Regions from separate parts of the Homo sapiens genome. Here regions 2 and 3 are each linked to region 1. Evidence: chromatin loops called from intact Hi-C (ENCODE). Cell type or tissue: heart left ventricle. All regions are shown on one strand. Each heading gives the region's core, and the rest is flanking DNA. Links, peaks and the distances in the headings are about the cores only.

The links. Peaks named below come from ENCODE experiments on the same cell type or tissue, not always from the same donor. Only the 100,000 strongest peaks of a DNase experiment are listed, where the experiment ranks them.
Region 2: it touches region 1 in a loop (13-fold over the local background); 35 of 110 quality-filtered maps call a loop at or near these places.
Region 3: it touches region 1 in a loop (3-fold over the local background); 24 of 110 quality-filtered maps call a loop at or near these places.

Annotation. Positions count from the first base shown.
Region 1 is chr10:14,494,364-14,504,353 of GRCh38, reverse strand. No RefSeq gene overlaps it. Among named protein-coding and RNA genes, the nearest start is that of MIR1265, 63 kb to the right of the region's middle. In heart left ventricle, for the core only: a CTCF peak has its summit at 5,243 (motif pointing left); a DNase peak (open chromatin) is centred at 5,223; H3K4me3 peaks cover 244 bases; H3K27ac peaks cover 311 bases.
Region 2 is chr10:15,103,307-15,113,296 of GRCh38, reverse strand. NMT2 (N-myristoyltransferase 2) reads left to right here. Exons shown (of 12, transcript NM_004808.3): 10 at 334-501; 11 at 3,458-3,595; 12 at 4,082-7,527. The coding sequence ends at 4,102. RPP38 (ribonuclease P/MRP subunit p38) reads right to left here. Exons shown (of 3, transcript NM_183005.5): 3 at 9,040-9,990. The coding sequence starts at 9,982. The coding sequence ends at 9,131. LOC105376431 (a long non-coding RNA gene) reads right to left here and starts at 1,769. Exons shown (of 2, transcript XR_930693.4): 1 at 1,511-1,769. In heart left ventricle, for the core only: CTCF peaks have their summits at 6,495 and 6,705 (motif pointing right); a DNase peak (open chromatin) is centred at 6,726.
Region 3 is chr10:14,966,527-14,976,516 of GRCh38, reverse strand. MEIG1 (meiosis/spermiogenesis associated 1) reads right to left here. Exons shown (of 3, transcript NM_001080836.3): 2 at 9,911-9,990; 3 at 3,660-4,004. The coding sequence ends at 3,876. Among named protein-coding and RNA genes, the nearest start is that of MEIG1, 12 kb to the right of the region's middle. In heart left ventricle, for the core only: a CTCF peak has its summit at 4,436 (motif pointing right); a DNase peak (open chromatin) is centred at 4,448.

The sequences.
Region 1 (9,990 bases), core at 3,826-6,325:
GTAGCCTTGTTTGCAAGAAGTAATAATTTGAAAAAGAAAGAAAGAAAGAAAAACTCTTACCAAACTAGGTGCAGAAGGAATGTACCTCAATATTATAAAGGCCATATATGAGAAGCTCACACCTAACATTTTGTGCAACAGTAAAAAACTGAAAGCCTTTTCTCTAAGATCTGCAATAAGACAAAGATGCCCACTTCTTGCCATATGCAACATATTATTGGAAGTCTTTGCCAGAGTTATTAGACAAAGGGAAGAAATAAAAAGTAAGATAACCATTGGTGAGAAAATGATCTTATATATAGAAAATCTTACAGATTTTACCAAAAAACTGTTACAGCTAATAAACAAACTCGGTAAAGCTGCGTGATACAAAATCAACACACAACAGTAGCATTTCTATACACTAACAGTGAACTATCTGAAAAAGAAATCAAGGGAATAATCCCATTTACAATAGCTGCAAAAAAAGAGAAGATACTTAGGAATAAATTTAACCAAGGAGGTGAAAGATTTGTACACTGAAATTTATAAAACAATGATGAAAGAAATTGAAAAAGAAAGAAATTGAAAATAAATGGAAAGATATCCTGTTCATGGATTAGAAGAATTAATATTGTTAAAATGGCCATACTATCCAAAGCAACCTACAGATTCAATGCCATCTCTATCAAAATTCCAATGTTTGAAGCTTGGTCTAGGAGAATCAATAGTATTGTGTTCTCTCAAAGGATAATCTATAGGGCACTTGATTGACAAGGGGCTTGAACAAAAATATAAGACACAATCAATAATCTATCTCCCATAAAACATGCAGGGAGATAACTTGAACTTATCTATATTCCACTCTGCTTTTCGCTAGACTGTATGCCTTGTAAAAGTCAATTTTTCCGAAAGTCAATTTTTCCAAAAGTCATTCTTTCTTTCAAAGCATATTGTTTGCAGTCTTGAATGGTGGAAAATAAGAGCAGAGAGGAAACTTCTACGTTGAACCTGATATTTTAACACCATAGGCCCTCCAAAAGTTATTTTTACTTTGAACAAATACAAAAATAATGCATAACTTTATTCCATCCTGATTTGCCCCCCAGCTGGCTGACTTCATTGGTTCATAAATTGCCCATGATGAATGAATTGACCTAAAGCCTTGAGCAGATGAATTTTGTGGTCAAGATTTGCTGAAAAATATATTTTTTCTCTTGTTTAGATATATCATTCCCTCAAAGAAAGGGAGTATTAACTCTGGGGTATTGATTTCCTTCTGAAAGGGACTTGGAGACCGTTGTCTTTCCACAGCCAAAAAATAAAAATAAATAAATCAAGGCTTGAATCCTTTCAAGAAATTCAAAGCAACTCCAGTTAGGCACTACAGATATTTAAGTAAATATCTGTATTTACTTAATATTTTACTTAAAAGTAAAACGTATCTACTCTGGCAGCTGGTAAGTGGTTATTTTGCATTGCAAATTTACCACAAAGCTTGTTACTTACCTATGTGCTGGAAGATGCCACCCTGCAATCTCAGAACACTGCCCATGGGTTCTCTCTGTGGACACGGTGATGGGTCTGCATGGAAGAGACCTCTTTCATATTGTTGCAGGGCCCACAAAGACTTTTAGCCCCCTAAAGAGGCAGGAGCCCAGTGAGAGTGAACCCACAAGGCAAGTCATGCCAATAAATCCAGCCAAGTGGAAACCACTAGACAGACGGGAAGATCACGGACAAGTCTGATTCCCATAAAATGGAATGTACATAATTTCCCTTTTTCTTCCACAATTTATTTTTCAGGCAAGGGAATTTAATATATAATAGGGACTTGGCTGATCTCAAAGGCAGGCTATTGCTGCTGCTCAAAGGCAGGCTAGCTCTCATTGACAAGCTATTAGTCTTAAAGATAAATCTCTCCTCTCATCCTCAGCACAACTCATTGACTTGCCCTCCCTCTCTTCCCTCCTCTCTTTCTTCTCTTCTTCTTACAAACAAAACAAAACAAAAGAGAGGTCTTCTTACAAACAAAACAAAAGAGAGGTCTTAACTGCTGATCATAACTGGTTATTCAGCCGGGAGGGTTCTTTTCCATAGTCATGCAAACTAGAGGCACTAATGAATCAATTTTCTGTCTTGGAGGTTACTGCTTGTATTACTTTATTTTCCATCATGGCTTATGTTGCCTATACAGGATCCCCAGGTACCTCCCCAAAGCATCATATTCCTCCAGGCTGGGCTGGCCCTTTGGGTAGCACTGTATGTACTTTCCTCCTACCTGATTTTGCACGGGATGGCTTTGGCTCTAGGACATTGTCACCCCTCTCTCCCTGGGACAGAACAATGAGGCAAGACAGACTGGGAGGCCCCAGGGAAGTGAGGTGGAGGAACAGGAACCCCAGGCAGCAAGGGTGATGAGAGTCAAGAGGAGACCCACCTTTTCCCATTGTCTCACCTCCCTAGGACATGCTCACTTTATTTTGTGTCAACTGACACACATCGAGTACCTGCCTTGTGCTAGTCGGCATGAGAATAAAAAGTGAGTAGGGCAGAGTCTCCATCCATGGGCTGATTCTTGGGAGGCCCCAAGGTAAGCAAGTGTTCCCAGCATGCCAGGATCCTCCTTGTATAGTGACCTTGACCAAAGTGGGTACAAAATGTGCTGTTGGGGCCACGAAAGAGCAATTTACATTTTCCTAAGAGTTCCAGGGAAGGTCAGATCCAGTTGTCACAAGCAAGTACCGCGGTCTTGTCTATGTCACCATATGGACATACTTAGAGGCTCCACACACACACATTGCTTTTTACAAGAGCAAAATGCAGAGAACGAAGGCAATAGCCAACTCTCAGTTATCGGTGGCTTCTTTTCTCCAACTGTTGGACTAATTCTCACTACTGACAGCAAGAAGCCAGGGGGCATCTGGGGCTAGTCTCCTTCAATAGAATGGCTGTGTGTGTGGGAGCAGGGGTGGGGGGGGTGTCGGGGAGGGGGCTGCTTTCCATAACCAAGGTCAGATGGAATTCACATTGGATGTTGGCTTGGATTTTGGGGGAAAAATTGAGTGGGCAATAGAATAAGGAGCACAGGCTCTGGAATCAGAGAACTTGGATTTGAATCATAGTCCCATCGCTTTCTAGCTTTGTGATTCTGGGAAAATAAATGCTTTGGCCCCAGTTTTCTCATCTGTAAAATGGGCGTAACTGACCAGGCATGGTTGCTCACATCTGTAATCCCAGTACTTTGGGAGGCCGAGGCAGGTGGATCACTTGAGGTCAGGAGTTCGAAGCCAGCCTGGCCAACAGGGCGAAACCCCGTCTCTACTAAAAATACAACAAGTAGCCAGGCATAATGTTACGCGCCTGTAATCCCAGCTATTCAGGAGGCTGAGACACAAGAATCACTTGAACCCAGGGGGCAGAGGTTGTAGTGAGCCGAGATTGCACCATTTAACTCCAGCCTGGACAACAGGGCAAGACTCCATCTCAAAAAATAAAAAGTAAAATAAAATGGGCATAATGATTTTGTTTGCCTCATTGAGCCGTTGTAAGAGTTAAAGGAGTAGGGTAGGTATAGTGGCTTATGCCTGCAATCTCAGCACTTTGGGAGGCCGAGATGAGAGGATCACTTGAGGCCAGGAGTTCCAGACCAGCCTGGGCAACATAGTGAGACCCTGTCTCTACAAAAAATAAAAAAAATTTAGCCAGATGTGGTGGCACCGGCCTGTAGTCCCAGCCACTTGAGAGGATGAGGTGGGAGGATTGCTTGAGTCCAGGAAGTTGAGGCTGCAGTGAGCCACGATTGCACCACTGCACTCCAGCCTGGGTGTCAGAGGGAGATGTCCTGTTGAAAAAAAAAAGTGTTAGAGGAGATTCATGTAAAGTGCTTAGTAAACATTAGTGATGATGATGATTGCTGTTCTTTTGTTTATATTTGTTATCTACACTTATTTATGAAGTTCAGGAAGTCCAGGCTCAGTCACAGGCTCTGGGGTGGGGCAGAGTGGCTGCAGTGTTGCTCACACACCCAACGTGCAGGGCCAGGGCCATCCTAGATACAACCCCTCACCACGTGGTATGATTTGAAGCCATAACGTCCAGCTGCCCTCAAATGCCTCTTCTAAAATCCTACCGTGTTAACCTTTTTTTTTTTTTGAGACGGAGTTTCACTCTTGTTGCCCAGGCTGGAGTGCAATGGCACGATCTCAGCTCACTGCAACCTCTGCCTCCCAGGTTCAAGCGATTCTCCTGCCTCAGCCTCCCAAGTAGCTGGGATTACAGGCATGTGCCACCATGCCACCATGCCTGGCTAATTTTTGTATTTTTAGTAGATACGGGGTTTCACCTTATTGGCCAGGCTGGTCTCAAACTTCTGACCTCAGGTGATCCACCCCCCTGGGCCTCCCAAAGTGCTGGGATTACAGGCATAAGCCACTGCGCCCAGCCCTGCATTAACCTTTAAAGTCCCAACCACTGTGTAGCGGTAAAATTTCAACATGCTGTTGTCTGGGGAAAGACAACGCATTTACCCTTTTCTACCTGGCAGAGATACCTTAATACATCCTCAAGCATTGGGTACAGCTGGGACAACCCCTTTTGGCTTGGCAACGGAGAAGTGGGACCAGGCGGTGGGGAAGCCAGTCAGGAGCCATGAGGAGCCTGGGACAGGAGGATGGTCAGTGACAGACAGTGTGGGGGTGAAGCATGTGGGGTTGGAGGCTGGGACATAAGGCCTGGCGCATAGTAGGCCCTCAATAAATATTTGCCATTAAATGACAGGGCCTGGAAAGAGGGAGCTGGGCACTGGCAGGCGTCGCTTGTCATCAGTGTGTCCAGGGCTGGCCCAGCCCAGCCAAAGTCAAGGTGCCTTCCCGGCGAGGAAGGCAGATGGTAGGTTTTCTCGGCCCGTTCTAAGGCCCGGAGGAAGCCTTTGTCCCTGCAGCAAGAACGCCTAATTCAGCCGTTTCTAGGAATCAAGGCTTCTCCTAAGTGTCTTCTTTTATGACTGGGCAAGATAGTCAATTGCTGGCCTCCAGAGAGGAAGGAAAACCTTTCCATGCCTGCTCTTGGCAATAGCAAGGTTGGTGACGTTAGGCTTCGGCAACTCGGGACTTAATCCTTTCTGCTAAGTATCTGCAATACTGAGAGGTTGGGAAGCTTACATGAAATAATAAAACCCAGCCCTAGCCGAGGGCCAGGGCTATACAGACCCTACCAAGGGATGCGGCCGCTACTTTCACCGTCCTTAAAATGATGCGCGTTGCTGCCATCTAGTGTGCACCAGCAGAACGTCTTAGTTTTTAAAATTAGAATCGCAATTCATAGGCTGGGCACAGTGGCTCATGCCTGTAATCCCAGCACTTTGGGAGGCTAAGGCGGGAGGGTTGCTTGAGGCCAGAAGTTCGAGACCAGCCTGGAGAACATAGCAAGACCCCCCCCACTCCCTTCCCATCTCTACAAAAAATTTAAAAAGTTAGCTAAGCGTGTTGGCTCACACCTATAATTCAAGCACTTTGGGAGGCTGAGGTGGGAGGATGGCTTGAGCCCAGGAATTTGAGACCAGTCTGGGCAACATAGTGAGACTCCATTCCATCGCTATAAAAACAATAATTATAATTTGTTTATTAATTTATTGAGTTCTAATATTCTGTTCTTGGTCTGAGGTGAACTAGTTCAAATCATGAGCAGTAAGCATTATGATTACACCTCTCAGTTTGATATGATAGGTTCAGGCACAAAGAGTAAAAAGTCCCCTTTTCTAGGCCCAGTGCTGCCTCTTACTGTGAGGGCAGTGAGGAAGTCATGGAGACTCCTGGTGTGGTTTTCCTCATCTGTAAAACCTACTCGCCGTCCCGCTCCTGCCCACGGTCAAGTATTGCGAGAATTGCAGTTTCACACATTCATTCATCCAGCACATGGGTACCAGGCGCAGGAGCCCTGGGAGTGTAAGGAAGCCAGGGCTCCTGCCATGGGGGAGATGACATTCTATGGGGAAAATAGAAATCACACACTCACACACACCCGTGCACTTGCATGAACACACACACACAATGGACAAAGCATGAAGCCATTTCTCACAGTGACTAATAGAAGTCCCACCTCCTCCATTCCTTGCTTCCAATCGCTCTCCTTTCATAATAGGCCAGTTCTTTCCTAAAACACAAATCTGAGCCTCTTACCAACTTGCAGAGAAACTTTCTTCCTTGTCAATACCATAAGGTTCAATTGCTCTGTCATGGAAGCTACGGTACCAATCACGCCAGCCAGCTTCCTCAAGCTACTTATGGTTTTCTGATACAACAACAGGTAACATTTACCATGTGCCAAGTATTTTGCTCAGTGCTTTATAGATCAATTTGCATATTCATCTTAAGAGTGATGTTGTGTTATTACCCCTCCCCCATTTATCTACAGGGAAACTGAGGCAGAGAGAAGTAAAGGAATATGTCTAAGGTCACACAACTAGTACATAGCAGCCCGGAATTTGGAGCTTGCAGTGAGCCGGGATCGCGCCACTGCACTCCAGCCTGGGCGACAGAGCGAGACTCCGTCTCAAAAAAAAAAAAAAAAAAAAAAATAGCAGCCTGGAACTGAAACCCAGGTCTCTGACTATGGAGCCCGCGCCTTTACCCACTCGGCCACACTGCCATGCTGCTTCCTCCCGGGCAATGCAGCACCTTCCCTCCCTTCGCATCTGGTGGGTCGGCCTTTTCATGGCCTCCTGGTGAAATCTCACCAATTGCAGATGAGCTGACTCAAGCATCCTGCCCGTGAGACTGCTCCTGACACCCACGTGGTGCAACTGCTTTCCCACTGCCAGTGCTGGAAGCCTCATTCGAAAGTGTCATGCCTGTCAGGCACGATAGAGGTTGTATACATGTTTGTCTCCCTGCACACATGGCAAGGGCCTTGGTAAACAGCTGCAGCCGTCTCAACTAAATAAAGGTTTGCTGAATTGTAGTAAATGAAACAGCACAGGAGAAACTGCTCTGTAAACTATAAAACATCAGAGAAACATGAGCCAGCAGATCCTTTGAAAAGTTCTTCATAAAATGTAAACAGATTTAGAGTATGAAGTATTCATTTATGCACAAGCGTTTTCTTCTTTGTGATTTTAGGCCACTTTCTCTGCTAACTAATAATTGCTTCTGCCTTTTCTTTTTAATATAATTTAATTTTAAATTCAATTTAATTTTAAATTCTGGGATACATGTGGAGGATGTGTAGCTACATAGGTAAACACATGCCACGATGGTTTGCTGCACCTATCAATCCATCACCTAGGTATTAAGCCCAGCATGCATTAGCTATTTTTCTGAATGCTCTCCCCTCCCCAGCCTCCCCCGACAGGCCCCAGTGTGTGTTGTTCCTCTCACTGTCCATGTGTTCTCATTGTTCAGTGCCCACTTAAAAGTGAGAACAAGCGGTGTTTGGTTTTCTGTTCCTGCGTTAGTTTGCTGAGGATAATGGCTTCCAGCTTCATCCATGTCCCTGCAAAAGACATGATCTCATTCCTTTCTATGGCTGCATAGTATTCCATGGTGTATATGTACTGCATTTTCTTTATCCAGTCTATCATGGATGGGAATTTGGGTTGATTTCATGTCTTTGCTACTGTGAATAGTGCTGCAATGAACATACGTGTGCATGTGTCTTTATAATAGAATGATTTATATTCCTTTGGGTATATACCCAGTAATGGGACTGCTGGGTCAAATGAGATTTCTGGTTCTAAATCTTTGAGGACTCGTCATAGTGTCTTCCACAGTGGTTGAACTTGCCTTTTCAACCAAGGGTCACTATATGGGGAAATGTTCCTGTTATTGACTTAGAGATTTGAAACTGTAAACTATCACTATGCACACTTTGCACAAAAGCAAGCATTTCCCTCCTTAAAGATCTTTAAAAAGCAACAGTGAAGTGACTCCTATTGGGGGCAAATCTCTCCGGGTAATGGAAGCTGACCTAGCAGTCAAACCCTTGATTCTGGCTGGGGCTCTGTCCCTCACTGGCTGTTCCCTATTGACCTTCTCAATGGTACAACAAAAGCCACCAAATGATTTCTGAGGTCCCTTCCAATCCTAGGATTCTCAGATTCGCATCTTGGCTCTGCAGTCTCATTCCTTGGAGCCACTTAATTGATTTTGGAAATCAGTTTCCATGCTTATAAATTGGACCTGGACCAATCCAGCAGAAAACTGTGAATGCTACAGAGAAATATTAATGTAAATTGCTCATGCAATTTAAAATCAAATAAATGCAGAGAAGAAAAAAGGGGTTGCGTTGCCCAGAAGTAAGTTAAAAAGAAGAGCCTAGTGATGGGCGATTCTCTCTTTTTGGTAGATGAGTTAGGTAGGTGGAGCATGAAATCTTTTTTTCTTTGGGATGATGAACTGAGATTTATACAATCAATAACATTGGAAACTATCTTCCTTGTTCTCTGGCTTCTTTCTTTTTTTGGTCATCACCTGCTTTCAATTCTGGACAGAGCTAGCTCATCGCTCCTGTGATTCTCCTGAACAAAAATTCTACATTCAAAAGCTTGAAGCTTAAGGCCCTCCTGTGGTGTTCTTTTAGCTGCTAATGAAAATTTTTTTTATATGAGATAATTTGTAGTCAGGGAGTAAATATAACATTACAAACCCAAAATTTAAAAACATAATATATGCTTCAAAGAGATCAAACAGTAGTCAAAAACAATCTTAAAAGTCTAGGCAAAGGTAGTTTCAAAGGCAGGTTCTACCAGAAAGTCCAGAAAAAATAATTCCAATTTTTCACAAACTATTCTTGAGTACAGCAGGAGAGGAAACACTCCTCACCTCAATTTGAGGCTTCCAAAATCTTGATGCCAAAACCTACCAAGGATAGTAGAAGACAGGAAAATTACTGGCTGACCACACTTAGGATCATGAATGCAAGAATTCTAGGCAATATATTGCCAAACCAAATCCAGCAACATCTCAAAGGGATGATCATAATGAAGTCTGTGTATTCCAGGAATGCAAGGCTAGCGTGACTTTGAGCATCAGTTAACGTAATTTTCTAAAGTATTTGATTAAGGGAGAAAAATTATATGATTATTTCAATAGATATAGACAAATATTTAATAAAATTCAATATCACATGTGATTTTTAATAAAATCCTTCTCAAACTAATTCACTTAACATAACTTATACCTAAAAAATAAACAAAACAAAACAAATCATAAATTCTGCCACAGTTGTCATTCTTAATGGTGAAAAGGTGAAAATATTTCTTTTTAGATGAATAATGATGGAAGGGTCCTAACAATCTTTTTTCTTTTCTTTTTCTTTCTTTCTTTCTTTTTTTTTTTTTTTTTTGAGAGTGGGTCTCACTCTGTTGCCCAGGCTGGAGTGTGGTGATGTGATCTTGGCTCATTGCAATCTCTGGGCTCAAGCAATCCTCCCACCTCAGCCTCCAGAGTAGCTGACAACCGGGCGTGCACCACCACACCTGGCTACTTTTGTCTTTTTTGTGGAGATGGGATTTCCCCATGTTGCCTAGACTTGTCTTGAACTCCTGGGCTCAAGCAGTCCTCTCACCTTGGCCTCCCAAACTGCTGGGATGACAGGCCTGAGTCACCGTGCCTGGCTGAGATCTCTAATAATCATTATAATGGAGGTCTTAGAAAGTACAGTAAGGCAAGAAAAATAAAAGTATAAGGATTGTAAAGAAACAAAATTGTTATTATTTGTAGATGTCATGATGTATATATAGGAAATAGAAACAAATTTGTATAAAACTTATTAGATTTAATAAAAAGTTTATCAGGATTATGGGTATAATACCAATATAAGAAAATCTATTGTCTTTTTATATACTGGCAACAAACATTTGGAAAATGAAATGAAAGAGTTGCCTTTTTTTTTTTTTCTGTGAACCTAAAACCACTCTAAAAAATAAAGTTTATTAATTTAAAAAAGATACCAGAATAGCACTAAAAAGCATTTAAAAAGTCAAATAAATAGAAACAGAGAGTCTAATAGTAG
Region 2 (9,990 bases), core at 5,232-7,731, 610 kb before region 1:
GGGTTTCACCATGTTGGTCAGGCTGGTCTCGAACTCCTGACCTCATGATCCACACGCCTCATCCTCCCAAAGTGCTGGGATTACAGGCATGACATTCTGCTTCCTAAGAACTTTGTGCAAATCACCAATGGGCACTTAGGCTGAAGTCCCAACTCCAGGCCCTTCTTGGCCTCTACACAGCACAATATAAGGGGCCCCAAATTGGACTGCCGAGAAAGAAGTGTGACTTACTGCTTTTCGTTCTCTGGGGCAAGGGAGAGAACAGAGTTAGTGGAAATGCACGTATGCAGTTGGTTCAAGGAGATCTCTGTCTGACAGCACTTTTGCTCCTAGAGCCCCAACGGTAAACTGACTGATTTCCTGAGCTTCTATACGCTCCCCTCCACGGTGATGCACCACCCTGCTCACAAGAGCCTCAAAGCCGCCTACTCATTCTACAACATCCACACAGAGACGCCCCTGCTGGACCTCATGAGCGACGCGCTCATCCTGGCTAAATCGGTAAGCCACTCCTTCCTGTTCACGCCGTTTGGTTCTCCAAATGTCTGTGCCAAACTATAGAAGACATCTTACTGTGTTTTCTTCCACACAGGTGGAATTTATGCGAGACTTTAAAAAAACTATTGATCATCAGTCAAAGGAAGAATTTTGATAAGAGTTTCTTTTGAAACTTTAGAGGCTATTTTCATCATTAATTTTATGGCAGTTTAACAAAAAAGACAAAATGTACAAATTATAAATGTTTAATCCTTATATAAGAATATATAAGGCTGGGCATGGTGGCTCAGGCTTGTAATCCCAACACTTTGGGAGGCCGAGATGGGTGGATCACCTGAGGTTAGGAGTTTAAGACCAGCCTGGTTAATATGGTGAAACCTCGTCTCTACTAAAAATACAAAAGTTAGCCAGGCTTCGTGGTGTGTGCCTGTAATCCCAGCTACTCGGGAGGCTGAGGCAGGAGAATTGCTTGAACCTGGGAGGCAGAGGTTGCAATGGAGCTGAGATTGCACCACTGCACTCCAGCCTGGGTGACAGAAACTGTCTCAAAAAAAAAAAAAAAAAAAAAAAAAAAAAAAAAAATATATATATATATATATATATATATATATATATATATATATAAAGCCCATATCTTAGGAAGTAATATAAGGAAAATATTAATACATGAGTGAATATTTTTGTTGAGTGAATAACTAGCAGCAATTTTTTTATTCAACCAAATAGTCTCTGAATTTTAAAATTAAAGGAATGAAATTCAAAATTTAATTGTAGCCAGTCTACATGGTGAAACCCTGTCTCTACTAAAAATACAAAAATTAGCAGGGTGTGATAGCACACACCTGTAATCCCAGCTACTCGGGAGGCTGAGGCAAGAGGATTACTTGAACCTGGGAGTTGGCGGTTGCAGTGAGCCGAGATTGCACCATTGCATTCCAGCCTGGGCCACAGAGTGAGACCCTGTCTCAAATTAATTAATTAATTAAAATAAAATAAAATAAAAATCTCTTACCTGTGCCTTTGGATCCCCAAGTCAACATCATCCTCAGATTGTCTGCTTTTTTTCAACACTTCCCAAATATGGCCAGTAATTAGTTATTTAAGGTAAAAACCCTGAGAAATAAAAATAAAAAGTGCTTCTTCTATATCACATTTTGCATAGTATTATTGTCTGACATTTTAAAGAAATTTAATTTTTTACCATTAAAATTTTACATAAATATATTTCCCATTATCAGCCCAAAGCAAACATACTATTTTTTTATACTTTTTTTTTTTTTTTTTTTTTTGAGATGAGTCTTGCTGTGTTACCCAGGCTGGAGTGCAGTGGCACAGTCTCGGCTCACTGCAACCTCTGCTTCCCATGTTCAAGTGATTCTCTTGTCTCAGCCTCCAGAGTAGCTGGGACTATAGGTGTGTGCCACCACACCTGGCTAATTTTTGTATTTTTAGTAGAGACAGGGTTTCATCATATTGACCCGGCTGGTCTCGAACTCCTGACCTCAGGTGATCCACCTGCTGCGGCCTCCCAAAGTGCGGGGATTACAGGCGTGAGCCACCACGCCCGGCCTGCATACTATTTAAAGTCTTTACAACTTTGGTCCCTGGGCAATAGCTTCAGCCAAGGTAGGACTTAGAAAGGCTAATAATTAATAATCCTGGAGATGAAACCATCTTGACAACTGTTCCCTTCTAAAACAAGAACGAGGCTGGGTGCAGTGGCTCATGCCTGTAATCCCAGCACTTTGGAAGGCCAAGGCAGGTGGATCACTTGAGGTCGGAGTTCAAGACCAGCCTGGCCAACACGGTGAAACCCGGTCTCTACTAAAAATACAAAGAAATTAGCTGGGCATGGAGGTGCACACCTGTAATGCCAGCTACTAGGAAGTTTGAGGCAGGAGAATTGCTTAAATCTGGGAGGTGGAGGTTGCAGTGAGCCGACATCATGCCACTGTATTCCAGCCTGGATGACAGAGTGAGACTCCATCTCAAAAAAATTTAAAAATAAATAAATAAAACATAAATAAAATATTTTCTGAAATCTTCATAAGTAATTTTATGCCAGTGACAGCCATCATACTACATTTTTAACATTTTTGGGATTCAGCGTTTCTGAATTTTCATGCTGACTTCATTGGATTCACTATAGTTTGTTTGTTTTTTGAGACAGGCGCTCACTCTGTTGCTCAGGTTTAAGTGCACTGGCACAATCACAGCTCACTGCAGCCTCGACCTCTTCGGCTTATGCAATCCTGCCTCAGCCTCCTGTGTAGCTGGGTCCACAGGCACACACCACCATGCCGAGTCAATCTTTTTATTTTTGTAGAGACAATGTCCTGTACCTACACCTACACCTATACCTACAGCCTATGCCCAGGCTGGTTTCAAATTCCTGGGCTCCAGTGAGCCTCCCACCTTGGCCTCCCAAAGTGCTGGGATTACAGGCGTGAGCCACCACATCCAGCCACACTGCTAGTTTTATAAGACAATTTTCAACTGAATTCTTCCTCTTTTTAAAGAAAGAAAAAAAAAAAGTCTCACTCTGTCGCTCAGGCTGGAGTGCCGTGGCACAATCTCGGCTCACTGCCACCTCTACCTCCCAGGCTCAAGCAGTTCTCCTGCCTCAGCCTCCTGAGTAGCTGGGACTGCAGGTGTGCGCCACCACATCTGGCTTATTTTTGTTATTTTTAGTAGAGATGGGGTTTCGCCATGTTGGTCAGGCTGGTCTCGAACTCCTGACCTCAAGTGATCCACCCACCTCAGCCTACCAAAGTGCTGGGATTATAGGCATGAGCCACAGCATCCGGCCCTGAATTCTTAACCTATGCTATATATCACGGACGTTAAATCCTATTAGAAATGCATATTCGAGCTATTAGTAGAATTGTTAAACTGAGATATGTAATACAGAAAACACTAGTCCTTTGTTTTAAATTTTAAATCTTTTTTAAATTGGCAGAAAGGATTTGATGTATTCAATGCACTGGATTTGATGGAAAATAAGACATTCTTGGAAAAACTCAAGTTTGGTATAGGAGATGGCAATTTGCAGTATTACCTGTACAATTGGAGGTGTCCAGGTACAGATTCTGAAAAGGTAAGTGAAATGGATATAGCCCTTGTAAACTCAACAAATGTACCTAGACAATTTCATACTTGCTTCACTTAGACTTAAGACAGCTTTATTTTATTTTTGTTCATTTTATTTATTTATTTATTTATTTTTTTGAGATGAAGTCTCGCTCTGTCCCCCAGGCTGGAGTGCAATGGCATGATCTCAGCTCACTGCAACCTCCGCCTCCCAGGTTCAAGTGATTCTCCTGCCTCAGCCTCCCGAGTAGCTGGGATTACATCCACCACCATGCCTGGCTAATTTTTTCATTTTTAGTAGAGATGGGGTTTGACCATGTTGGCCAGGCTGGTCTCAAACTCCTGACCTCAGGTGATCCGCCTGCCTTGGCCTCCCAAAGTGCCGGGATTACAGGTGTGAGCTGAGCCTTAAGACAGCTTTTAGAAAGACAGATCTATTGTACTACATTGCAATCTAATTTTTCTTACTATTCCATTTCTTCCCTCCCTTCAGGTTGGACTAGTACTACAATAGATGGATATTTTTATTTCTAGAACTCTGACATCATCATTTGTTAATATTTAATGATTTCTGGAACTGCCATTCCAAAGAAGAATAAAAGCACAACTCAAGTGAAATTGAAGTAGTCGATAATCAGAAAAGATGACAAAAGTCCACATGTGACATTTGTACGTTTCTAGCTAGAATGTTAAACTTCATCCTTTTTTTACTGTTGACCTATTTGTGGGAGGGATGAAAGGCTACAAAGAGCACATTCTTGTAATTTTCAAATTTTTGCCTGTCTCTTGAAGAGGTATTTTTTCACCCTTAGAAAAGGGACTGTTTTTCTATGGACTAAGTAGAAGTTACAGAGTCATGTAAGAAAATCTTTGCTATTGTGTGGAGAGAAATTGCTGCATTTCTGTTTCTTAAGTGATGGTACATTTGTCCATGTAACAGAACAAAAGATCCATTTGGAAATTTTTTTTACTGGTATCACCTTACATGGTATCACTGGGAACATTTATGGAATCAACACTTCTGTAGCTCAGTGACAGGTGGTGGTTGTTTAAGTGCAGAGCAATATTAAAATGTACTGGTGACTAGTACATGTATTTCTCCATAAGCAGAGTTGCCGAATCAATAAACATGCAAGTTTGTACTTTGATCTTTACCAGGTCAGTGGATTGCTTCAAAAGCAGAGTTTTGTGCAAGCACTCACTGTGCTCTCTGAAAGAGCCTGAGGCCGGGCGTGGTGGCTCACGCCTGTAATCCCAGCACTTTGGGAGGCCAAGGTGGGCAGATCATGAGGTCAGGAGATCGAGACCATTCTGGCCAACATAGTGAAACCCCATCTCTACTAAAAATACAAAAATTAGCCGGGCGTGGTGGCGTGTGCCTGTAGTCCCAGCTGCTTGGGAGGCTGAGGCAGGAGAATCGCTTGAACCTGAGAGGTGAGGTTGCAGTGAGCCGAGATCGAGCCACTGCACTCCAGCCTGGGTGACAGAGCGTGAGACTCCGTCTCAAAAAAAAAAAAAAAGAAAGAGCCTGTACCCGCGACTAACTAGACTTTTCTGCTGTTGTGCAAAGTTCAGTTTCTTCTCAGCAACATCAAGGATATATGAAGAAAAGGAAATAAAAAACTGTAAAGTCAAAAGAGATGCCTGGTGGAACTTATTCGTGCTATCAGGGCATTGATAGTTTGAATGTTTTTATTACTTATGCAAAATTGCACATACTCCTCTATGCTGATTTTATCATGAAAACTGTCATGTGTCATGCTAATGGAAAATGTCTTATTTGTAAATAAGTATTCATAATTTTGTTACTGATGGTGTTTTTAATCTAGAATTTGAAAAACTTTCATGGCTTACAGATGTGTGTTTATATTGCCAATAATCTGCGGGAAAAATAAGATGCTAACCGAGGCCACGTAGCCTGGCCTCAACTCAGATACCACAAAGTAGATGCCTTGGCTGGGTGTGGTGGCTCACGCCTGTAATCCCAGCACTTTGGGAGGCCAAGGCGGGCGAAACATTTGAGGTCAGGGGTTCGAGACCAGCCTGGCCAACATGGTGAAACCCCATCTCTACTAAAAATTCAAAAAGAACTAGCTGGGTGTGGTGGCGGGTGCCTGTAATCCCAGCTGCTAGGAGGCTGAGGCAGGAGAATCACTTGAACCCAGGAGGCGGAAGTTGCAGTGAGCCAAGATCGTGCCACTGCACTCCAGCCTGGGTGACAGTGCAAGACTCCGTCTCAAAAAACAAAAGTAGATACTTTTCCCTGCTTTTACTGGGCCAGTGCCTAGGAAGTTCAGTGCAGAAGTTAATTGTTTTAGACATGATGGCATTTCCTTCAAGTTATGAGTCCAGTGAAACCAATCATATCTTATCCCAGGCAGGGGCCACCAAACTATGGCCTGTGGGCTAAATCCAGCCCATTGCTTATTTTTGTGTAGCCCACAGGCTAAGAATGTTTTTATTTTCTGGAATGGTTGAGGAGAAAAAGCCAAAAAATGACATCATTTTGTGACATGTGCAAATTACACAAAATTCAAATTCCGGTGTCCCTCAATAAGGTTTTATTGGAACATAGCCATACTTTTTTTTTTTTTTTTTTTAGGACAGGGTCTCACTCTATTGTCCAGGCTAGAATACAGTGGCACAGTCAACAGCTCACTGCAGCCCCAAACTCCTGGGTTAAAATGATCCTCCTGCTTCAGCGTCTTTTTGAAGAAAAAGAACTAGCTGGGCGTGCATACCACCACGCCTGGCTAAGTTTTTCATTTTTTGTAGAGACAAGGTCTTGCTATGTTTCCCGTGCTGGTCTTTAACTCCTGGCCTCAAGTGATCCTTCTGCCTTGGCCTCCCAAAGTACTGGGATTATAGACATGAGCCACCACTCTTGGCCACAGCCACTTTCATTTACATATTGCCTATGGCTGCTTCACACTACAAAGCTGAGTTGAGTTGTTGTGACAGATTGTGTGGCCTGCAAAGCCTAAGATATTCACTCTCTGGTCTTTTACAGAAAGTTTGTTGACCTTGGTCACTACGAAGGAGTTGGAACTCTCCTTTCTATAGGTTGCCGTGATTCTAAAGACCAACCCACAGCTGTGACATCCCTGAGACTACCACCAGAGGGCGACTGGGCCCCACAGTAGTACATAATATAGGACCTCTCTTGGAGATAATGGAAGACTTGGAATTTCAGATGGTTCCACCCTAATTGCATTAGCGTTCTTTCTTAACAGGAGAAAGGCTTCAAGAAACAAAACAGTCCTCATTCACTGGAACAGGGTTTGAGATACCAGCATTAAGTAAATGAGATTTTGACTTAACCTGGAGTCAAGGCTCTAATTTAGGACTTTACTTCCCACTCATTTTCATGCCACAAAGTCTATACAAAGTAGGTTTTCAAATAATTGCAGAATCAGCCAGGCACGGTGGCTCACACCTGTAATCCCTGCACTTTGGGAGGCCAAGGTGAGCAGATCACTTGAGGTCAGGAGTCTTGAGACCAGCCTGGCCAACATGGTGAAGCCCTATCTCTACTAAAATTACAAAAACTAGCCGGACATGGGGGTGTGCACCTGTAATCCCAGCTATTCAGGAGGCTGAGGCAGGAGAATCGCTTGAACCCAGGAGGCGGGGTTGCAGTGAGCCGGGATCACACCACTGCACTCCAGCCTGGGCAACAGAGTGAGACTCTATCTCGAAAGTAAAATAAATAACTGCAGCATTGCCAGTTGGAAACTTTGTCATGAGCTTACCTCACGGTGACAGTTACACTGCTCCTTTAAAGAGTCATTTACATAATTTGTTATCAAATTATTAACCACTTTTAAATAGAATAATAACTACATTTGCCTCCATAATTGAAGCAGATTACTAATTAACATTTTCGAGAATTAAACTGCTTGCTTATGAAGTAGCTATTAAAACTAAATTGAAATGCAATGGATAGTTTCTTGTAGATTTAAAACTGCATTGTACTGTACTTTGTCTATAATGAAAATGTTCTATTCAATAAGGTATCTTTTTTTCTTCTTTTTGGCCAAGATGGCACTAAGTAAAATTTAAATCGAGAGATGGCATAATCCATGAGTCAGCCAGACTTTCAGCTGGAAAAATCTTTAGTAAATACCTTCCTTCTAAATTACAGAAAGTAACTTTTCCATACACACTGTAAACAGCAGACACTCTAACAGAGCATCGGTTATGCTCCATCTCCTAACCTGAAGGACTCTTGTCACACACCCACCTCTGAGAACCCAAGCTCCTCAGTTTTTTTAATCTTTTGGCCACATTTCATCCAATTACCATCATACCTTTTATACGTTAGATTTCCAAGGAGGTAAGTGAATCACGTAATGGGGGTGAACTGTACCCAGTCAAAATAACCTTATCTGACTTTTTCTATATTTTTGATATTTTTTCTCTAAATATTAAGTCTTTCTCCCAAGCTCATGTCTATTCCTTCCTAAAAGTCAAATTGACATGAAGTGAAAAATGATGTGTTGCTTCTGAAGACAATGGATTGCTTGGCATTTGGGATCTTTCCTTTAAAACTGATAATGCTTCCCCAATTCAGTTCCATCTACCTGACTGACTAGAACATTTACTGTGGTACATTTTCCAGGTTTGATAGGAAAATGCTAAGCGTTGTATGACACAGATATTCTTGCTCACAGGCACTCTACCAGCCTTTGAAAAAGTCAATTTAGGCTGGACGCGGCTGCTCACGTCTGTCATCTCAGCACTTTGGGAGGACAAGGCAGGTGGATCACGAGGTCAGTTCGAGACCAGCCTGACCAACATGGTGAAACCCCATCTCTACTAAAAATACAAAAAAATGAGCTGGGTGTGGTGGTGGGCACCTGCAATCCCAGCTACTCAGGCGGCTGAGACAGGAGAATCGTTGAATCTGGGTGGTGGAGGGTGCAGTGAGCCGAGATTGCGCCGCTGCACTCCTGCCTTGGCGACAGAACGAAACTCTGTCTCAAAAAAAAAAAAAAAAAGGCCAGGCACGGTGGCTCGCAGCTGTAATCCTAGCACTTTGGGAGGCTGACGTGGGCAAATCACGAGGTCAAGAGACGGAAACCATCCTGGCCAACATGGTAAAACCCCGTGTCTACTAAAAATACAAAACTTAGCTAGGCATGGTGGTGCGCACCTGTAGTCCCAGATACTTGGGAAGCTGAGGCAGGAGAATTGCTTGAACCCGTGAGGAGGAGGTTGCAGTGAGCTGAGACCGCACCATTGCACTCCAGCCTGGACAACAAGAGTGAAACTGTCTCAAAAAAAAAAAAAAGAAAAAGAAAAAGTCAATTTACACACGCATGAACACTAGTTTCAATAAATGTCTGTTTGGCTATTCCTAATTTTGAATATTTCCTGCACTTAGTATATCTGTGCCATAGTTACAAAGAGTCTTACACATTTGAATATTACCAAACAGGACCCTATGAATCTATGTAAGTATAACTCATTTTATTAGTTTCAAGGCTTCTTTACAAGGTGTCCTTTCACAAACTGTATGACATGACAAGTTTATGCAAGATTACTTTGGAGTAGCTTTTTTACTTTTGGGTGGTTTCCTTATCTTATTAGGGTTTGGAATCAGTTTCTTTATTTTAAGGGGTTGTAATGTTACAGAAGCCTGCCGACCGTCAGCAAGCTTTCTCTTAGGTTTTGACAGATCTTCAAATGAAGTGTCCAAAAGCTCTCTGTCTTGGCTTTCCAGAGGTTCAGTCTCTAAATTTTCCCCAGAATCTTCAATTCTGTCTTGAAGCCATGGTACACTTAAACTGGGGACTCTGGGGATGATGGCTCTTACTTCGTCCACAAAGTCAGTGGTGTTCTTTTTGAACGCCAAGGCTAGAACACATTTTAAGCCAATGACGGGGGCGATTCTCTCACTGAGCCGGGGGACCTGACAGGCAGGGACACTTCTGCTTAGGCTTAACTGAATCAAGTGTGAGGTGATCATGGCAGGCTTGACTGATTTACACACCAGAACTAACAGCAGTTCCCTCCTTTCCAGGGCTCTGGTAACTTCGTTAACGCCAATGGCAAGCTGCTTCCTGACGTGTGCAGGCGTCCACCCTGACACTTGCTGCTTAGCATCTGTTTTCTTCTCCTTCAGATTCTCACTAATATCAACAGCAATGCTGCATTTCTCTCTGCTTTCTTTTTTCAGAAAAGGTGTTTTGTTCTTTTTCTTCTTATCTTCAATCTTCTGAAGTCCAATAGCTTTAAGCCTGTCCTCAAGCGTCTGTAGGATGAAGTGCATATCCTCGCTCTCCAGAGCGCTCCAGCGGATGATGTATGGGTTGTTCAACGACGTCTTCACAACCAGAGGTCTCGTCTTACGGAGAGATCCCCGCCCCGGTGCTTGAGGAGCTGCAGCCATTTTGAAAA
Region 3 (9,990 bases), core at 3,047-5,546, 470 kb before region 1:
ACCCTGTGACATAAGAGGTGACATCCCTCTAGGATATTATGAATAATATCAAAGCGAACATAGCCCGTGTGACAATAAAAGTAACCTCCCCATAGGAGAATAAGAATAACACCACAAGGTATACACACATTGTGACATTATTCTTAATGTCCCGCTAGGATACTGGGAATAACTTCACAGTGTGTACGGTCCTGTGACATCAGGATTAATATTCCCCGATGAATAATATGTAATTAATATTATGAATAATGCAGCAGGGTGTATACCCCGGTGACTTTACTAGTGGCATCTTGCTAGAATATGGAAAATAATGTCCCAGGGTGTGAACCCAGGATGGCAGTAGAGAAAAGATCCTAGGAAAAATCGGGGAGTAATATCAACCCCCTCTCCCCACCTGGGTATTACGATTCCCGTCGCAAGGGGGCGGACGCCCCCCGCGATGCGGGGAGTAATATCACCCCCCGGTCCCCCCCTGGATATTAGGATCCACGGTGGTCACAGCGTGTTGACGTTATTGTCAGTAATATCTTCTCTGCCTCTGGAAATTACCAACTATGTCACAGACGGGTGCACATCCTCTGTACTATTTGCAGTAATAGCATCCTCTTCCCCCTGGATATTAAGAACAATATCACGGGAGTGTTTCTGCCCCCAGCGGCATTGGGTGTAGTATCGTCCTCTCCCATGTTGAAATTAGGACCAATATCACTGGGGGCGTGTCCATCCCATGCGATATTGAAAGTAACATCATCCTCTTCTCTCCTGGATCATGGGAACAATATCCCTGGGGTGGTGTACGCTTTCTGTGCTATTGGGAGTAGGGTTATCCTCTCCCCCTTGGAATATTAAGGATCATATCACAGGGGGGCTGTACACACCCTGCGTTATTAAGAAGAATATTATCCTCCCCCGCCCTGCACATTACAAAAAATATCACAGAGTGGGTGTACACCTCCTGCGGTATGGGGGGTATTATCATCTTCTCCTCTTCTGGATAATAGCAACAATAGTACACGGGTTTGTACACTTTCTGTGATATTGGGAGTAATATTAACCTCTCCACCTTTGAATGTTAAGAACAATATCATAGACTGGATGTAGACCCCCTGCCATATTGGGAGTCATATCAGCCTCTCCTCTCCATGGATATTAGGAAGAATATCCCAGGATGGGTGTACACCTCCTGCTGTCTGGGGAGTCATATCGTCCTCTCCCTTCCTGGCTACTAGGAACAATATCAGAGGGTGGGTGTACACAGCCTGCGATATTGGGAGTAATATCACCCTCTCCCCCTCCGGATATTAGGAACAATGTCACAGAAAGGGTGTACATTTCCTGTGATACCGGGAGTAATAGCATTCTCTTTTTCCGTGAATATGAGGAGGAACATCACCGGGTGGATGCGCACCCAGTGCTATATTGGGAGTAACGTCATACGCCATCCCCTGGAGATGAGATTCGGATCAATATCACCGGGTGGGTGTACAGCTACTGCGATATTGAACGTAATATCATGCTCTCTCCCTTCCTGGACATTATGAACAATATCACAGGTGGGTGTACACCCACTGAGGTTTTAGGTGTACTATTAGTATTAATTCATCCTCATTTATTATTAACATGAATATCTATTACCAATATTGATATTAATATTAAGAAATCATTGCTCATAAAGTGTTCAGATTATTAATATTAATATTAATTATTAAGAGCTAATATGACTGTTTTCTAATGAATAAGATCAATATCAGTTATTAATATCAGGTGTCATTAATCATTAATATTAATCATTTATTGTTATCGTGAGTATAACTCTTTAATGTGAATTATCATTATTATCGCTATTGATTTTAAGAATTATATGATCAGTTATTAATATTGATAGTTATTAGTCTCAATTAATAATTGATACCATTAATCGCGGTAAGTCACATTGTGCCATTCCACCCCTCCCTCGACAGCTGGTTTACGACCCAAAACGGGGATCCAAATGCCCCTGAGAGAGCAGCGGTATACTGGGATAGAGGAGGATGGTCACGTAGTGGAGAGGCGTGTTTTTGGGTACCAGGCCTTCACCTCTGCCGACCTTCTCAACTGGGAAAACAATACACCGCCCTCTACCGAAAAGCCACAAGCCCTAATTGATTTGCTCCAAACTGTTATCCAGACCCACAACCCCACCTGGGCTGATTGCCACCGGTTGCTCATGTTCCTCTTTAACAGAGATGAAAGGCGGAGAGGGCTCCAAGCAGCAACTAAGTGGCTAGAGGAATATGCACCAGCTGATTGTCAAAACCCCCAAGAGTATGGAAGGACCCAGTTACCAGGAACCAACCCCCAGATGGACCCACATGAAAGAGAGGATATGCAAAGGCTAAACCCAGACAGGGAAGCTCTCTTGGAAGGATTAAAGAGGGGAGCTCAGAAGGCCACAAACGTTAACAAGGTCTCTGAGGTTATTCAGGGAAAAAGAAGAAAGTCCAGCACAATTATACGAGAGACTGTGTAAGGCCTATCATATGTATACTCCCTTTGATCCCGATAGCCCTGAAATAAGCACGTGATTCCCATGGCCTTAGTCCGTCAAAGCGCTGGCTCTTCACTTTACAAATGTAAATCCTGAGGCTGCAATCCTAAGTTGTTAGCTCAAGGTCATGCAACTGTACATTACCATATTCTATGACCATACTTTTCATCATTAGTAAGTAGGCAAAGATCTTTATAGTTTTCTTTTTTTTTTTTTTTTTGAGATGGAGTCTCCCTCTGTCGCCCAGGCTGGAGTGCAGTGGCGGGATCTTGGCTCACTGCAAGCTCTGCCTCCTGGGTTCACACCATTCTCCTGCCTCAGCCTTCTGAGCAGCTGGGACTACAGGCAGCCGCCACCACTCCCAGCTAATTTTTTGTATTTTTTAGTAGAGACAGGGTTTCACCCTGCTAGCCAGGATGGTCTTGATTTCCTGACCTCATGATTCACCCTCCTCGGCCTCCCAAAGTGCTAGGATTTTAGGTGTGGGTCACTGTGCCCAGCCTGCTGGGAGATTTCTATCACTACTTCCCAGCAGTCACTAGTGGAGGACTTCTTCCATGGGGGGCATTATTCCTTGACACTTCCAGTTTGCCCAGCAAGAGGCAAAGGACTCCAGGGGCAAGAGAAAGACCTTGGGCCACAAGACCCATATCTGGCATCTCAAAGCAATGTTCTAGTAAAGACATAAATGCCAGGAATGGGTATAGGTGGAGCACTAAGACTATCTGCTATAAGAAAATATGTCACTAGTCTAACCATTGGGATGATTTCAAAGGTGTTTTCCCATACTTAATGGTGATCACACCACAGTTATTATGGACAGAGGCCAGGTGTGGTGGCTCACACCTGAAATGCCAGCACTTTGGGAGGCTGAGGCGGGCAGATCACTTGAGGTCAGGAGTTTGAGACCACCCTGGCCAACGTGATGAAATCATATCTCTATTAAATATATAAAAATTAGATGGGTATGGTAGTGCACACCTGTAATTCTAGCTACTTGGGAGGCTGAGGCATGAGAATCACTTGAACCCGGGAGGCAGAGGTTGCAGTGAATCGAGATTGCACCACTGCACTCCAGCCTGGGCGACAGAGCGAGACTCTGTCTCAAAATAAAATAAAATGGACAAAAAGAGCAGGACCAAGAAAGTACAACTTTAATGCATCTGCAGCCAGTTCTTAGAACAGGACAAGGTGATTAGCAGATACCAATTCTCATGGCTTTTGTGTTTCACAAAACATTAAACTGCAGACTGCATCTTGAATTATTTCATCAAATGACAAACACATGATGTAGAAGGAAATGATGAATACTTAAAATATAATTGACAAGTAATACAAAGAAGACAGGCTAGTAAGCATAAATTTTCACTTTGTGGACTTCTTTGTCATCACATTCCCTCTGTTTGTTGTAGTAATAGAACGTATTGTCCCTTCTCTGAAGTTTCTTCACATATCCTGTCTCCGGCCAACGATCTACCTGCACATCAAGAACCAGAGTACAAACGTTACAATGGAGGGTTGATTTTTATCTCATATTTTACTATCAAATAGTTAAAAAGTATGACTTACAGAAACAAAGTATAAGATTAGATTTTAGAATGCTTGAGCTTTTAAAGTATGATACCCACAAGACACATCTTACATTGCAGCCTTATGCTGTAAGATAACTAATTCAGGCCGAGTGCAGTAGCTCATGCCTGTAATCCCAGCACTCTGGGAGGCTGAGGCAGGTGGATCAATTGAGGTCAGGAGTTCAAGACCAACCTGGCCAACATGGTGAAACAATGCCTCTACTAAAAATACAAAAATTAGCTGGGTGTGGTGGTAGGTGCCTATAATCCCAGGTACTCAGGGGGCTGAGGCAGAAGAATCCATTGAACTCTGGAGGCAGGGGTTGCAGTGACTCTAGATGGCGCCACTGCACTCCAGCCTGGGTGACAGAACAAGACCCTGCCTCGGAAAAAAAAAAAAAAGACAACTAATTCAGTGCTTTTCTCTAGAGCCCAATTTCTAGGTTTATTTTATTTTGTTTTATTTTGGAGACAGAGTCTTGCTACATTGCCCAAGCTGTCCTGGAACTGCTGTAGTCAAGTGATCCTCCCAGCTCGGCCTCCCAAGTGCTGGAATTACAGGCCTGAGCCACTGCACCCAGCTCCAATTTCTAGATTTAAATTTCAATACTGTGGCCAAGATAAGACAAAACATTCCAAGTAATCTAAACTTCATTTCTCTTATGTTTACAAAAGATTTTAAACATTCTAACTTCTAAAATTAATACCACAGGAGGAAATTAGGGCTAAGCCCAGGCTCCATTTTGTAAGTGCTGCCTGCTGATTGTTGATGAATACACAGTGAATAAAGCAAGCAACTCAAGAACTATCCAAAAGTGTATATGCATTTCCTTCTGCCCCAATTTCAAGTTCACCTTGAAATCCATTTTTTTTTTTGAAACAGGGTCTCACTCTGTCTCCGAGGCTGTAGTGCGGTGTTGTGATCATAGCTCACTACAGCCTCAACCTCCTGGGCTCAGGGGATCCTCCAGCCTCTGCCTCCCGAGTAGTTAGAACTACAGGTAAGCACCACCATGCCCAGATAAGTTTTCTATTTTTCTTTTTTTTTTTTGTAGAGACAGGGTCTCACTATGTTGCCCAGGCTGGTCTCAAACTCCTGGCCTAAAGCAGTCCTCCTACCTTGGCTTCCCAAAGTGTCAAAAATCTTTTTTTTAATTTCTTCTACCATTCTTTATTGTTGTTATTATTATTATTATTATTATCATTATTATTATATGTTGCCGAGGTTGGTCTCAAACTCCTGGTCTCAAATGATCCTCCTGTCTTGGCTTTCCAAAGTGTTGGGATTGCAGGTGTGAGCCACTGTCCCCAGTCATCTCCTACCATTCCTTCTTGTATACCATATTGGTTTATCTACTTTTTCATTTGGCTTGATCTAATTTGGAGATCTGTCTCTCCACTTCCTCTTCAATGTTATCCCTTCCTGGCCAGGTTAATGTATTTCACCACTGTCAAATATGTTCCTTTCAGATTTTGTGAGATGCACTTTATCATAACCAAAAACTCATTATCTAGGTTGTAGAAAACCAAATCCTGCTCTTCAACACCATCTATACAGGCAGTCCTGCACCCTTTCTCCAAATCCTGTTCTTCAACACCTTCTATACAGGTAGTCCTGCACCTTTTCTGTTCCCCATGAATAAATCTCAGCTTTCAGTAGGAAGAGGAGATGAATATACCATCTGTGTCCACATGTCTTTTACTTTCTAATAACACATCTTCATTTTTTGTGTCATCTCATTTACTTATGAATTAGCGAGAATAGGTAACAGCATATCTGAGAAGCCTTGGCAGGCCTTCTGACATACATTACAGAAAACCAGCAGTCCTTTCCACCACTGAGGCCACACCTGCCTGTGTGGCTTCCAATACCTTTGGCAGGGAAAGGAGGTGTTCTCAAGACTCCATTACAGCCCTCTTCCCTCCTGGGGCCAGGAGCAGATTATCTGAAAGCCATCTGATCCGGTGAGAAAACAGTACAACCAATGCCTCTTCCGAACATCTGGAGCTGAGCTACTTGATATGGGACAATCCTTAGGACAGCTAAGTTGCTCCTTTGCTTGTTGACTTCTAGACATTTTTCCTTTTGATGTCCCTTGGCATCTCTGAACTTTCTTTTCTTCTTGACTTTCAACTTGATCATTTCCATTTGATCTGGGAAACTTTCTTGCCTGTGGTGGAATGGAATGAGATCCTCAAGTTCAAGGACTTTCCCCTCAGGAGGGAAGGTCAGCAAGCACTATACCACCAGGTAATGAAAAACAGCTTCTCTCAAACCTCAAACCACTGCACACTGGGAGAAACATCCCACCCAAAGCAAGCCTTCAGTCACCATCCTATCCGTCCCTGAAGACCCACTGCAAATGCCACTGGGGACACTAAGCCCTCTCTGGGGATTGTCCCTGGAAGGAAGTGATTTTGTTTTCCTCTAAATCCCTGTGCTTCTTTTTGTTAAGGAACATATACTTCGATTTGTGTAAGGTTTTATTGTTCTTGTTACTTATTTTAGAATCTAAGATGATGAGATTAATAAAAGGTATCATTTACTAAACACTTGCTGTTCCTTCAGTCAACAAATTTTTTGTGGGGGAGTCTCGCTCTGTCGCCCAGGCTGGAGTGCAGTGGCATGATCTCAGCTTACTGTAACCTCCCCCTCCCGGGTTCAAGTGATTCTCCTGCCTCAGCCTCCCTAGTAGCTGGGATTACATGTGTGCACCACCATGCCCGGCTAATTTTGTGTATTTTTAGTAGAGACAGGGTTTCACCATGTTGGCCAGGCTGGTCTCTAACTCCTGACTGCAGGTGAACGGCCCGCCTCTGCCTCCCAAAGTGCTAGGATTACAGGCGTGAGCCACTGTGCCCAGCCCAACAAATTATGAGCACTATAATGTCAGGCACTTCAAACATGTGATTACATTTAATTCTTGTGACAACTTTCTTTTCTTTTTTCCTTTTTTCTTTTTTTTTTTTTGAGACAGGGTCTTGCTCTCTCACCCAGGCTGGTGTGCAGTGATGTGATCACAGGTCACTGCAGCCTCGATCTCCTGCACTCAAGCAATCCTCCCACCTGAGCCTCCCAGTAGCTGGGACTACAGAGACACTCCACCATGCCTGGCTAATTAAAAAAAGTTTTTTGTAGAAATGGGTTCTCACTATGTCACCCAGACTGGTCTCAAAATCCTGGCCTCAAGCAATCCTTCACCCTCAGCCTCCCAAAGCACTGGGCTTAGAGGCGTAAGCCACCACAGCTGGCCGCCTATGAGTCTGAGGCTTGTGTATCTTTAGGGGCATCCCAATCTTAAGGCAGGGTATGAAACTTATTTTATTTATTTATTTATTTGAGATGGAGTTTCACTCTTGTTGCCCAGGCTGGAGTGCAATGGCGTGATCTCGGCTCACTACAACCTCCACCTCCTGGTTTCAAGTGATTCTCCTGCCTCGGCCTCCCGAATAGCTAGGATTACAGGCATGTGCCACCATGCCTGGCAAGTTTTGTATTTTTAGCAGAGATAGGGTTTCTCCATATTGGTCAGGCTGGTCTCAAACTCCCAACCTCAGATGATCCACCTGCCTCGGCCTCCCAAACTGCTGGGATTACAGGTGTGAGCCAACACGCCCAGCCCAAAGCTTATTTTAAACAGCATAAAAATGATAATGCTTCTGTTTTTTCTGTTTAAAAGCCATAGATGATATAGTAATGAAAATTATCCTTGGCAATGGGGATAGAGTATAATGGTTGAGAAGACAGATACATGGAAGTCACAGTAATCAATCTTCACTTGATCAGTATTTTAAATTCTATTGTTAACCACAATAATGTCATTAAATTAATGTCTATTAAAGAGGTAATAACATGATAGTTCCGTATTGCCTCCATTATTTTTCCTATGTACTTTTAAAATTTTAATTTAATTAATTAATTTATTTATTTGAGATGGGGTTTCGCTTTGTTGCCCAGGCTGTAGTGTAATGGTGTGATCTCAGCTAACTGCAACCTCTGCCTCCTGGGCTCAAGTGATTCTCCTGCCTCAGCCTCCCAAGTAGTTGGGACTACAGGTGCATGCCACCATGCCCGGCTAATTTTTGTATTTTTAGTAGAGACAGGGTTTCACCATGTTGGCTAGGCTGGTCTCAAACTCATTACCTCAAGTGATCTGCCTACCTCGGCCTCCCAAAGGGCTGGGATTGCAGGCGTGAGCCACCACTCCCAGCCTCCTATGTACTTTTAAAGGAATTTTTAAGTAGAGGTCAAAGAATAGAATAAAAGAAAAAGAAGAGCTTATAGTGATCTGCAAAATCTACACATTAGAATCTGAAAAATGATGAGTTAGTAAAAAATAAAAATAAACAACTGAGTTAATAAACACTGTTATAATCCCAAATCTAAAAATTAAAATATATTTATGAATACTATGTCATATTTTACAATACAGTTGACCCTTGACCAATGCAAGTTTGAACTTGGGGAGTCCATATATACATGGATTGTTTTCAAAAAATTTGTTGAAATTTTTTTTGAGATTTGCAACGATTTGAAAAAAGTTGCAAACCACACAGACTATAAATATCAAAAATAATTAAGAAAAGGTTTGTCATGAATGCATAAAATATATCAAGATATTAGTGTATTCCTGGGTTGATCAATTATTCACCTTATGGGCAAGAGTTTCTGTTAACACTAGGTTACTAGTAGTTGTTTTGGGGAGTCAAAAGTTATACACAAATTTTTGACGGCATGAAGCATTGAAGCCCCTAGTCCCTGTGTTGTTCAGGGGTGAACTGAATTTGTAAAAACACGTCTCTTAAGAATCACTTGAACCCGGGAGGTGGAGGTTGCACTGAGCCGAGATTGCGCCAGTGCACTCCAGCCTGGGTGACAGAGTGAGACTCTGTCTCAAAAAAAAAAAAAAAAAATATCTTAGTAGCCAAGAGAATAAATAAGTTAAGAAGAACCACACTGTATAAACGGGAGCCAAATCTAGACTTTGGTCTAGCCTTCATAAAGCAAAGCTAGGTCTCTACCCTCTCAGGAAAGCCTGGGATATACTATCAAAGTCACGAGTTGTTCTAACACTTTTGTTTGTAAGGTATAATTGCCCCAAAAACCACAGGATTTTAACCTCTTTCTAATTCATGGTTAAAATAAAAAGTAACAGGAGGGAAATAATAGTTACCCAACATACTGATTATCTGATAATGAAATCACCTGAGTGAGGAAAAAAGCTTTTTTTTTGTGGTCTACCGCAAAAGATTCATTTAGCAGAGCACAGTTGCTCAATAAAAGAGAAAATTCTGAATGTGCCCAGCTAAACGACCACCTCTTCTCCCACTCTGCCTGCAAATCATTCTTCTGGGCCTCTCCCCGTTAATAAGATGAGAGAGTCTGGCTGGGCGTCCTGGCTATTGCCTGTAATCCTAGCACTCTGGAAGGCTTAGGCGCGTGGATCACTTGAGGTCAGGAGTTCAAGACCAGCCTGGCCAAACACGGCAAAATCCCGTCTCTACAAAAATACAAAAATTAGCCAGGCGTGGTGGTGCACGCCTGTGATCCCAGCTACTCACGAGGCTGAGGCAAGAGAATCCCTTGAATCCGGGAGGTGGAGTGTGCCGAGATTGCGTCACTGCACTCCAGCCTGGGTGACAGAATGAGACTCTGTCTCAAAAAATAAAATAAAAGTAAATAAAAGAAAACAAATAAAATGAGAGAGTTGGAGTCGAATTTCCTTCAGTTATTCTCTGGTTGTTTATAAAATACTTTTCAGCATCTGAGAAATACATTTCGAGTTGAGGTTTGTAGAGACAGAAATCTTACCATAGAAACTTGTTTCACTTGTCTATATTCGGTTTCATCCCGATATCCTGCTTGTTGAAATCTGTACAGATTTTCTATCT